Regions from separate parts of the Homo sapiens genome. Here region 1 is linked to region 2. A link is an interaction called in ENCODE POLR2A ChIA-PET data of the cell type or tissue named here. Cell type or tissue: Caco-2. All regions are shown on one strand. Links, peaks and the distances in the headings refer to the core of each region. The heading gives the core; the rest is flanking DNA.

Region 1 (5,073 bases), core at 1,074-5,073, 570 kb before region 2:
AGGTCCCTTCTCAGATCCTGGGCCCGTCAGTCTTGACACAGCACCCTGTCTTCCCACACACAACATACACATCCTCAAGGTCAAGACCCCAGCTGCAGCCCTCTGGCCAGCACTCTCACCTCTGCCCTCCCCACTGCGCCAGGCCAGCACCCTCAGCCCTTATGAGCCTGCAGGGCAGGAAGGAGGCAGCTGCACTTCCACACCCCCAACCTGGAGAAGTTGCCACATTGGTGGGGGTGGAGGAGGCGTTGCTTTAGAGCCTGAGGCAGACCCCACACTTCCATTCCCTGCCAGGGAGGAGACCAAGAGGGAACACCCACCCTCCCTGCTGGTTGTAACTCTGACACCTTCCTCCTCACACTCAGACAGGCCTATTTCAGGCTCTCTTGGAAGCCCAGATGCCTCTGGGAGCTGAGAAACTCCCCAGGGCTGGCTGTGGAGGCTCCTCCCTGGCAGCACAGGCTGAGACCGGGAGGGTCTCAGGTGGAAACACCGCAGAGCCAGGAGGAAGGAGCCAGGCACATGGGCCCCAGGGGCCACAGAACCGTGGAGGGTCTGGGTGGGGACTCCCTGAGACTGTCATTCCTCAGGGCCACAACCCGGTGGTGGGTGTTGAGGCAGGAGACACCTGGTTACCAGGCCACGATCCCCTGGCACAGCTGTCTCTCCAGGCAGTGTAGGGAAACTGTCAAAGCGGGCCTGCCTGGGCCCCTTCCTGGCACTGCCATCTACTTTGTTGGGCAATCTTGGACATCAATTCCTAATTCATAGGATGGGGATTAAAACAGTGCCTACCTCAGGAGAGAATTGCAAGGATTCGTGAGATCGTACAGTAAGTGCTCAATAAATGTTCCCTGTTGTTTCCTCATCAGTAAAATAGAGGTAATACCCGCTTAGCTGTGGCAATTAAATACAATAACAGGCCGGGCACCGTGGCTCACACCTGTAATCCCAGCACTTTGTGAGGCCGAGGCAGGCAGATCACCGGAGGTCAGGAGTTCGACACCAGCCTGGCCAGCATGGCGAAACCCCGTCTCTACTAAAAACACAAAAATTAGCCGGGTGTGGTGGCGGGCACCTGTAATCCCAGCTAACTTTGTGAGGCTGAGACAGGAGAATCCCTTGAACCCAGGAGGCAGAGGTTGCAGTGAGCCAAGATTGCACCAGTGCACTGCAGCCTGGGCAACAGAGTAAGATTCTGTCTCAAGAAAGAAAGAAAGAAAGAGAGAGAGAGAGAGAGAGAGAGAGAGAGAAAGAGAAAGAGAGAGAGAAAGAAAGAAAGAAAGAAGAAAGAAAGAAAAAGAAAAAAGGTACAATAACATTGTAACACAGCAGGCAAATATATATATCATTGTTATTATTTTGTCAGGGTCTTGCTCTGTCACCCAAGCTGGAGTACGGTGGCGCCATCATGGCTCATGGCAGCCTCCAATCCTGGGCTCGTGATGCGATCGGATCTTCCTGCTGCAGCCTCCCAAGTAGCTAGGACTACAGACGGGCACCACCACACCCAGCCAATTTTTTTCTTTTTTTCTGGAGACAGGATCTCACTATGTTGCCCAGGCTGGTCTCAAACTCCTGGCCTCAAGTGATCTTCCTGCCTTGGCCTCCCAAAGTTCTACAGGCATGAGCCACCACACCTGACCTTTTATTATTATTATTATCATTATTTCTTTGGATTCAGGGTCTCACTCTGTCACCCAGGCTGGAGTGCAATGGCACAATCTTGGCTCCCTGCAGCCTTGGCCTCCCGGGTTCAAGTGATCCTCCCACTTTAGGCCCCTGAGTAGCTGGAATCAAAGGTGTGTGCCACCACACCTGGCTAATTTTTTGTATTTTGTAGAGACAGGGTTTGCCACATTGCCCAGGCTGGTCTCAAATGCCTGAGCTCAAGCAATCCACCCGCCTCGGCCTCGTAAAGTGCTAGGATTATAGGCGTGAGCCACCGTGCCCGGCCATATCATTATTTTTTATTGCAATTGTAAAACCTCCAAAGTCTGAGATGCTTGTTTAAGTCCAAATTGGGTTTTTCACATTTGTCCCTCATTACAGTGCTTCTCCAGAAAATTCAATGTATTTTCAGACCCGTCGCCTCACGTGTCCTCACCCGTGTATCCATGAAGCAGTGAGCGGGGGCCCTCCTCTTGCCCTTCTGCAAACAGGGAGCTTGTGAAGCGGTTTGCCCAAGGTCACAGTTGGCCTCTGAGAGGGGCCCTCCTGAGTCTCCACACAGACTGTGCCCTGGTCACTGTGCAAACTTCCCCGCCAATAGCAGTTCCACCAGCAGCAGGGATGACCCGGCCAGATGCCCTCTCCGCATCTGTTCCAGCCCTCACATCTGAGACTCGACTCCTGGCCAAAGGGCTACTTCCGCAAATTATCAGCTCTCTCTGATCGCAAAGGGGACACACGAAGGGGCAGAACAACCTGGAAGAACAGGTCCAGGCCACTCCATACATTTTCTGGGGATTCACTTAAGTTATTTAAGTTCTGATTGAGTCGGTGCCCATGTCTCACATGACATCCAGCCCCGACAGGGAGGGGAGGTGAAAAAGTCATTGTCGGCCGGGCGTGGTGGCTCACACCTGTAATCCCAGCACTTTGGGAGGCTGAGGCAGGCGGATCGCCTGAGGTCAGGAATTTGAGACCAGCCTGGCCAACATGGTGAAACCCTGTCTCTACTAAAAATACAAAAAATTAGCTAGCCGGGCGTGGTGATGGATGCCTGTAGTCCCAGCTACTCAGGAAGCTGAGGCAAGAGAATCACTTGAACCCAGGAGGCAGAGGTTGCAGCGAGCCAAGATTGCACCACCACACTCCAGCCTGGATGACAGAGTGAGACTCCATCTCAAAAAAAAAAAAAAAAAAAGCCATTGTCATTTTTCACACTGCAGGGCCCCAGCTAGGGCAGGGGGTCAGAGGGTGCGTGAGAGCCTTGGGATCCAGTCTGACACGCTGGAAGGAGGGCAGGGAAGGTCACCTGAGTAGTGCCAATGGCCTCAGGGGCAAAGCATTTCCCCTGGGCCAGCCTGCTCCAGGTAAGGCATGTCTGACACAGGAAAAGGGTAGTAGAAAGGAATGTGGCTCACCCGAGGAACATTTTCCCAACTGTAAGTAAAGCCGCTGAGCCAGGACAGGGATGATGCGAGTATAGTGGGGAATGTGGACATGAGTTTGAAGAAGCGGGTGGGGGACAGTTCAGAAGTCTGGAATGCCCGGTTAAGGAGTTTCACTTTGGCAGACAATAGGGAGCCATTGAATGTTTTTGAGCATAAGCATGACTTCATGAAAGCAGTATTTTGGGAGAGTCAGAACAATTTCAGTCCAACTAGAGAGGATTTAATTTCAGATCAACTCATGATTCCAGAACCTGAGTTCTTACCCTCTCGGCTATGACTAGAGCAGGGCTTGAAGGGGGTGTAGAGTTTGGGAAGGAAGCAAGAAGCGAGGAAGACAGAGGCCTAGGAGATGAAGCCGCCAGCCTGAGCAAGCCTGGCAGATAGACATGGCCAGACTTGGTAGGGGTGAGCCGGCTTGGCCAGAGGGAGGAGGGTCTATGCTGAGGTCTACTGATGGTAGTGAAAACAGTGACGGTGCGGGGGTGGGGAGCACTGCGGTCCACTTCTTCAGCCCCCACTATCCTGGAAGCTTCAGGGTGGGCCCGAGGCAGCCTCCAGCTTCAGCGACCACCCCTGTTCCTCTTGCCAGGTTCTTTGTGAACTTCCCCTCGGCCAAGCAGTACTTCAGCCAGTTCAAGCACATGGAGGATCCCCTGGAGATGGAGCGGAGCCCCCAGCTGCGGAAGCACGCCTGCCGAGTCATGGGGGCCCTCAACACTGTCGTGGAGAACCTGCATGACCCCGACAAGGTGTCCTCTGTGCTCGCCCTTGTGGGGAAAGCCCACGCCCTCAAGCACAAGGTGGAACCGGTGTACTTCAAGGTATGCGCCCCCATCTGCTGCAGAGCCCCCACCGCCCACGCGTCATGGCCATCTGCAGCTCGCAGGCTCTGCGACGGCTCTCTGGAGCAACAGAGGTGATCCCCGGAGTGGCTGCGAGAGGGAGGGGCAGTGCCCGGCAGCAGGATGGAGGGGCTGGGTCCAGGGCAACCCTTGTCCTGAGAGCACGGGGTTCCCAAAGCTGCCAGACTGTTGCGTTAGGAATGATCCTCTCGGCCACACGTGGGGCGGAGGGGCCTGGGGGTTGCAGGACGCAGGGCGCCCGGGCGTTCACTCCCCCTTCCTCCCTTTGCCCCCAGATCCTCTCTGGGGTCATTCTGGAGGTGGTCGCCGAGGAATTTGCCAGTGACTTCCCACCTGAGACGCAGAGAGCCTGGGCCAAGCTGCGTGGCCTCATCTACAGCCACGTGACCGCTGCCTACAAGGAAGTGGGCTGGGTGCAGCAGGTCCCCAACGCCACCACGTGAGGAGGCGGGCGAGGGTGGGCTGGGCAGCCTCCCCGCCATGTCCTCTGCTGTCCCCGAGGTCTCCCATATCTCCTGAGGCCCTGGGGCTGATCACCTGGGCAGGCACACTTGAGGCAGGCCAACCCTGGGGTCTGACATGTAAGAACAGGCATAATAGGAAAGGCCTTCAAGATGGCTCCCCTGTGACTTCAGGCTGCTCAGAGCCATGAGCCCTGAGCAAAAATCCTCCCAAAGAGCCTTCCCCTTCCCTAGAGCCAGGGAGAGCTCAGAGCACCCAAAGCCACAGCTGCCCAGGCAGAGAGGCGCCAGAGGCTCCTGGCGGTAAGGTCCGATCATCAGGCTCGGAGGCAGCCCAGGTCAGCCCAGCCACTTCCTCCCTGGGTGCCAATCACAAGGGGCTGTTTTTTCATCTCATGCCGACCAGTGCTGCTAAATGCCCTCTGCCTCAATAGGGCTAGAGCCCGGAGGATCACGAGGACACATACACACACACACACACCCCAGCCCACGAGGAAGCTACATGGGTGTCGCTCACACGCACACGAGCAGGGGCATGTTTACTTCCAGGCTGACCTGGAGGCTGGGCTTCCAGTTCTGGGCCCAGGAGGTGGCTCAAGGAGGGTGGCCGCCCTCTGTGACTCCTGCTGA
Region 2 (6,313 bases), core at 1,485-5,484:
ACGCCATTCTCCTGCCTCAGCCTCCCAAGTAGCTGGGACTACAGGCGCCCGCCACTACGCCCGGCTAATTTTTTGTATTTTTAGTAGAGACGGGGTTTCACCGTTTTAGCCAGGATGGTCTCGATCTCCTGACCTCGTGATCCGCCCGCCTCGGCCTCCCAAAGTGCTGGGATTACAGGCGTGAGCCACTGCACTTGGCCTACTTTAATATATTTCTAACACTTAATGTTTTAATTTCCCATTACTAGTAAGCCTGGATGTTATTACGTGTTTTGATTTACTGTTTGTGTTTTCTATGTATAAAATACGGTTTTTTGGCTGGGTGCAATGGCTCTCGCCTGTAATCCCAGCACTTTGGGAGGCCGAAGTGGGTGGATCACTTGAGATCAGGAGTTTGAGACCAGTCTGGCCAACATGGTGAAACCTGTCTGTACTAAAAATCTAAAAATTAGCTGGGAGTGGTGGCGGCACCTGTAATTCTAGCTACTCGGAAGGCTGAAGCAGGAGAATCGCTTGAACCTGGGAGGTGGAGGTTGCAGTGAGCCGAGATCGTGCCACTGCACTCCAGCCTGGGTGACAGAGTGACATGCTGTCTCAAAAAATATATATATATATACGTGTATATATATATATGTGTATATATATATGTATATATATGTATGTATATATATACGTATATATATGTATATATATGTATGTATATATATACGTATATATATGTATGTATATATATATGTATGTATATATATATATATTTCGATTTTTTAAATTATTTTCTGCTTTGCTAAACGTTTTTGCTTTATATATTTAACACATCCTTCTCTGCATAGGTATAAATTTTATCTTTTCCATAACTTGGATAGTTTTCTTCTGGGTTTTTTTTTTTGAGACATAGTCTTCCTCTGTCACCAGGCTGGAGTGCAGTGGCATCATCTTGGCTCACTGTAACCTCTGCCTCCTGGGTTCAAAGCCATTCTCCTGGCTCAGCCTCCCGAGTAGCTGGGATCACAGGTGCCCACCACCACACCCAGCTAATTTTTGTATTTTTAGTAGAGATGGGGTTTCACCATGTTGGTCAGGATGGTCTCGATCTCCTGACCTTGTGATCCACCCGCCTCGGTCTCCCAAAGTGCTAGGATTACAGGCGTGAGCCACCACGCCCGGCCTCTTCTGTTTTCTTCTAATATTTTTGTTTGGTTTCTGTTTAATGATTTGACTTGTATATGATACAGAGTGAGAATGAATCTCATGGTTTTCTAGATTTTTTTTTTTTGTACTTCTTTTTTCTTTTTTTTGAGAGACAAGAGTCTCACTCTGTCACCCAGGCTGGGGTGCAGTGGCGCAGCTTCCGAGATTTCTAATGTTCATTGTTAACTAGTGGCTTTTTCCCATTATTATCTTATTCCCATTATGTCCTTTCTGGTTTGTCTTAGAGTTTTATAATAGGTTAAATTTATTTCTGGAACCTTAAATATATTACATTGATAGGTTTATTTCTTTCTTTGTTTTTCTTCTAACATAAATTTTGACCACTGGTGCTTTATAAAATTTTTTTGAGACAGAATCTCGCACTGTCACCTGGGCTGGAGTGCAGTGGCGCAGTCATGGCTCACTGCAACCTCTGCCTCCTGGATTCAAGCGATTCTACCTCAGCCTCCCCAGTAGCTGGAATTACAGGTGCCTGCCACCACGCCCAGCTAATTTTTTGTATTTTTAGTAGAGACGAGGTTTCACCATGTTGGCCAGGCTGGTCTCAAACTCCTGACCTCGTGATTCACCCACCTCGGCCTCCCAGAATGCTGGGATTACAGGCGTGAGCCACCGTGCCCAGCCAAGACTTTTTACTCTATTTTTATTTTTATTTTTTATTTTTTTATTTTAATTTTTTATTTATTTTTAAGACGGAGTCTTGCTCTGTTGCCCAGGCTGGAGTGCAATGGTGTGATTTCAGCTGCCTGCAACCTCCGCCTCCCGGGTTCAAGCGATTCTCCTGCCTCAGCCCCCTGAGTAGCTGGGATTACAGGCGTGCACCACCATGCTCAGCTAATGTTTATATTTTTAGTAGAAACGGAGTTTCACCATGTTGGTCAGGCTGGTCTCAAACTCCTGACCCCGTGATCCACCCACCTCAGCCTCCCAAAGTGCTGGGATTACAGGCACGAGCCACCGCACCTGGCCTTTATTTTTTATTTTATTATTTTTATTTATTATTTTTTTTCTTTTTCGAGATGGAGTCTTGCTCTGTCACCCAGCCTGGAGTGCAGTGGCATGATCTCAGCTCCCTGCAACCTCTGCCTCCCAGGTTCAAGCAATTCTTCTGCCTTAGCCTCCCGAGTAGCTGGGATTACAGGCATGTGCTACCATGCCCATCTAATTTTTGTATTTTTAGTAGAGATGGGGTTTCACCATGTTGGCCAGGCTGGTCTCGAACTCTTGACCTCAGGTGATCTGCCTGCCTCAGCCTCCCGAAGTGCTGGGATTACAGGAGTGAGCCACTGGGCCTGGCATATTTTTATTTTTGAAAGACGGGTTCTTGCTCTGCTGCCCAGGCTGGAGTGCAGAGGTTTGATCATAGCTCACTGCAGCCTTGATCTCCTAGACTGAAGGGATCCTCCTGCCTCAGTCTCCCGAGTAGTTGAGAGTATGGGCTCGTGACACCGCGCCCAGTTGATTTTTTAAATTTTTAGTAGAGATAGGATCTTGCTGTGTTGCCCAGGCTTGTAAGGTATTTAAAAATCTGATAGGATAAGCCTACTGTTGTTACATTTCAAGATACGTGTATTTGGTATTTAAGCTTGCTTATTCTAGATGAATTCTGATCTGAATCTGTCAGGTTCTAAAAAAAAATTCTACAGGAATTAAATGTGTTTTTCTCCTTCTCTATCTGGAATTTTAAGTTAGTTTTATATTGAAGCCTTGTCTTTTCTTGGGAAGCTATTTCTTTCCTGTTATTTTTATCTTTTTTTCCCACCCTATTAGGTATTTATCTTTTTTCTGGGTTTTTTTTTTTTTTTTTTGAGACAGAGTCTCGCTCTGTCGCCCAGGCTGGAGTGCAGTGGGGCGATCTCGGCTCACTGCCAGCTCCGCCTCCTGGGTTCACGCCATTCTCCTGCCTCAGCCTCCCGAGTAGCTGGGACTACAGGCGCCCGCCACCACACCCGGCTAATTTTCTTGTATTTTTAGTAGAGATGGGGTTTCGCCGTGTTAGCCAGGATGGTCTCAATCTCCTGACCTCGTGATGCGCCCTCCTCGGCCTCTCAAAGTGCTGGTATTAACAGGTGTGAGCCACCACGCCTGAGTGCTGTTAATTTTTTTTCCCTTATAGCCTGCAGCTTTTCTCAATTCACTTATTGTGGTATTTTGTTGACATTATTGATTTCCTAGGATGATACTCATGCTTTCTACAGAGCTGCTTTTTATTTCTTCCTTTCTCATATATGATTAGTCTAATTGGTTTTTCCTCAGTATTGATTGTCAGCCTTTCCAGCCTTGTATCATGTGGAAAGAGAGGCTGGGGATGCCTTTTGATGTTTTGGTTTTAAAAGAGCTGACTCTAGCCCTTCACTAAGTATAATGTTGGTGCTTCGTAATTTTACGATAAATTATTTAAAAATAATATCTTTATCATGCATAAGCAGCTTTTAAAACAAATACTTGGCTTAAGTCAAAAAACTATGCAGTTCACTTTCTCCTTGTAACATTTCTAAATTTCATCCACATCTGAATAATCCTTGTCTTATTTGGAAGAAATATTTTTTTCCTGAAAACATTCTTTAGTGTCAGAACCATTTGTGATTATAGTGGTTTTACCCCTGCCCTACTGAGCGCATTTGTTGTAACCCTTAGCGTGCATCTTCACTCTGTGGTACACTCAGATGTAAATCTTCCAGAGGCTGATGGGTGCTTGATAGTGGCCTTTCCTTCACCAGGAATTGCTCTGATTTCTAGTGAAGTAAAATAACCTTCCATAAAAGCATGAAAAGTGTCTGGTCCCAGGTTTCAGTCCTAACTCAGTTTTCACCTTCCAGGTTCTAAGTGCACATTGAATTTTCTTCCTAGACAGTACTCAAAAGGCTGGGGACAGTTGACATTTCTGTTTGAGTGAAAGGCACTCTCATCCCATGAATGTGTTTTTCTTGGGATTTCCGCTATTAATTTTTTTTTTTTTTTTTTTTTGAGATGGAGTCTTGTCCCCCAGGCTAGAATGCAGTGGTGCGATCTTGGCTCACTGCAACCTCTGCCTCCCAGGTTCAAGCAATTCTCGTGCCTCACCCTCCTGAGTAGCTGGGATAACCAGCGCCTGCCACCATGCCCAGCTAATTTTTGTATTTTTAGTAGAGATGGGGTTTCACCATGTTGCCCAGGCTGGTCTCGAACTCCTGACCTCAAGTGATCCGCCCACCTTGGCCCCCCAAAGTACTGGGATTATAGGCATGAGCCACCGTGCCTGGCCTTTTTTTTTTTTTAATTTTGAAATGATTGTAGAGTCATAGGAAGTTACAAAAATAGTACCAGGAAACCCTGTGAACCCGTCACGGAGTCTCTACCAGTGGTGACACCTTGTGGGATTTCCATTTTTGAGGCTTCTAAGGACAGCCCTGGCTTTTTCAGCATGTCTTTTTAGCATCTTCATTACAGTCACAGTCTTTTTTTTTTTTTAGATAGAGTCTTGCTCTGTTGCCAGGCTGGAGTTCAGTGGCACGATCTCCGTTCACTGCAGCCTCCGCCTCCCGGGTTCAAGGATTCTTCTACCCCAGCCTCCCGAGTAGCTGGGATTAGAGGCTGGCGCTGCCACACCTGGCTAATTTTTGTATTTTTAGTAGAGAGGGGTTTCACCTTGTTGGCCAGGATGGTCTCGATCTCCTGATCTCATGATCCGCCCACCTTGGCCTCCCAAAGTGCTGGGATTACAGGTGTGAGCCACCGCGCCCGGCCTGCAGTCACAGTCTTTAGTCCATGCTATGCTTGTGCAGTAATTTCCCCAGCTAGGAGACAGGACGAGGTGACAAGGTGGTTCTTTTTTTAAAAAATAGGTTTAGGGGGTACAAGTGCCATTTCCTTACATGTATATATTATGTAATGGTGAAGTCTGGGATTTTGCAGTACCCATTGCCCAAATAGTGAACATAGTACCCAGTAGGTAACTTTTCAGGCCTCATACCCCTCCCATCCTTCCACATTCTGGAGCCTCCAGTGTCTGTTTTGTTCGTTGTTGTTTTTTGTTTTTCGAGACAGAGTCTCTGTCGCCCAGGCTGGAGTGCAGTGGTGCCATCGTGGCTCACTGCAACCTTTGCCTCCTGGGTTCAAGTGATTCTCCTGCCTCAGCCTCCCAAGTAGCTGGGATTACAGGTACCCACCACCACGCCCAGCTAGTTTTTGTATTTTTAGTAGAGATGGGGTTTCACCCTGTTGACCAGGCTGGTCTTGAACTCCAACCTCAGGTGATCCCCCTGCCTCGGCCTCCCAAAGTGCTGGGATTACAGGCGTGAGCCACCGCGCCTGGCCCCTGTGTCTGTTACTCCATTCTGCATGTCCATGTTTTACCCCTTGCTCAGCTCCCATGGTGACGAGATTCTTGTCCTTGTTTTGCCATTTTCTTTTTTCCCTGAGCAAGGCATTTAATTCATCTCAGCCTTAATTTCTCCTCTGTAAAATGAGGGATTCAGTCACACATACTTTGATTTTTCTTTTTCTAAAGTGTGATTGCTTAGCTGAAAGCCTAGCCACTAGATTGGAAGAAGTCATTGATTAGCACTTGTCTGAGCAGTGTGCCCTGGTTCTTTTCCTCCCTACCTTGCAAGGAACAAACAGCAATTTAAAAACTGAACTGTCATTTATGCTCATTTCAAAGACACATAGAATGATAAGAGCAATATGGAGTTGACGGATTTGGAGCTGGCAATTACACAGAATACCAGTAATGTGGAAAAATGCAAAGGCCTATAGAACGACTTCCTATCCCTAGCAAAAATTCACACAGAATCCTGTCCCCTGCACGTTTTAAGTGGAAAAGAATGACCCCAGAAAGTTGATTTAAAACTAATAAAGCTGTTTATTATCATTAATGATAATTTCTGTATAATTGTCACGGAGAGCTTATGCATGAATCTGTAACTTGTCGTTATTATGGTCTTCACTAGAAATTGCATGTCTTTTTTAATTTCTGAAATAAATTATTGGGATGAAGAGCACTGTCAGTTTTTGTATTAAAGTGTTTCAGTAGAGCGTGGCCGAATATTTGACATGATGAATCTGAATGAAATGATCAGAGCTATGTGAGGAATATGGTTCTACGCTGGATGTTTTGTGGACA

What was found. Peaks named below come from ENCODE experiments on the same cell type or tissue, not always from the same donor. Only the 100,000 strongest peaks of a DNase experiment are listed, where the experiment ranks them.
Region 1: POLR2A ChIA-PET joins it to region 2 with 5 read pairs; 2 of 35 experiments call an interaction of 5 or more read pairs at or near these places.

Annotation. Positions count from the first base shown.
Region 1 is chr17:76,530,327-76,535,399 of GRCh38, reverse strand. CYGB (cytoglobin) reads left to right here. Exons shown (of 4, transcript NM_134268.5): 2 at 3,709-3,940; 3 at 4,258-4,421. It also overlaps a transcript of PRCD not described here. Among named protein-coding and RNA genes, the nearest start is that of CYGB, 4.8 kb to the left of the region's middle. RefSeq lists enhancers at 4,026-4,759, 4,760-5,073. In Caco-2, for the core only: no CTCF peak of the experiment used is centred there; a DNase peak (open chromatin) is centred at 3,131.
Region 2 is chr17:75,962,042-75,968,354 of GRCh38, reverse strand. All of the region lies in intron 2 of ACOX1 (acyl-CoA oxidase 1), which reads left to right. Among named protein-coding and RNA genes, the nearest start is that of ACOX1, 14 kb to the left of the region's middle. In Caco-2, for the core only: no CTCF peak of the experiment used is centred there; no DNase peak of the experiment used is centred there.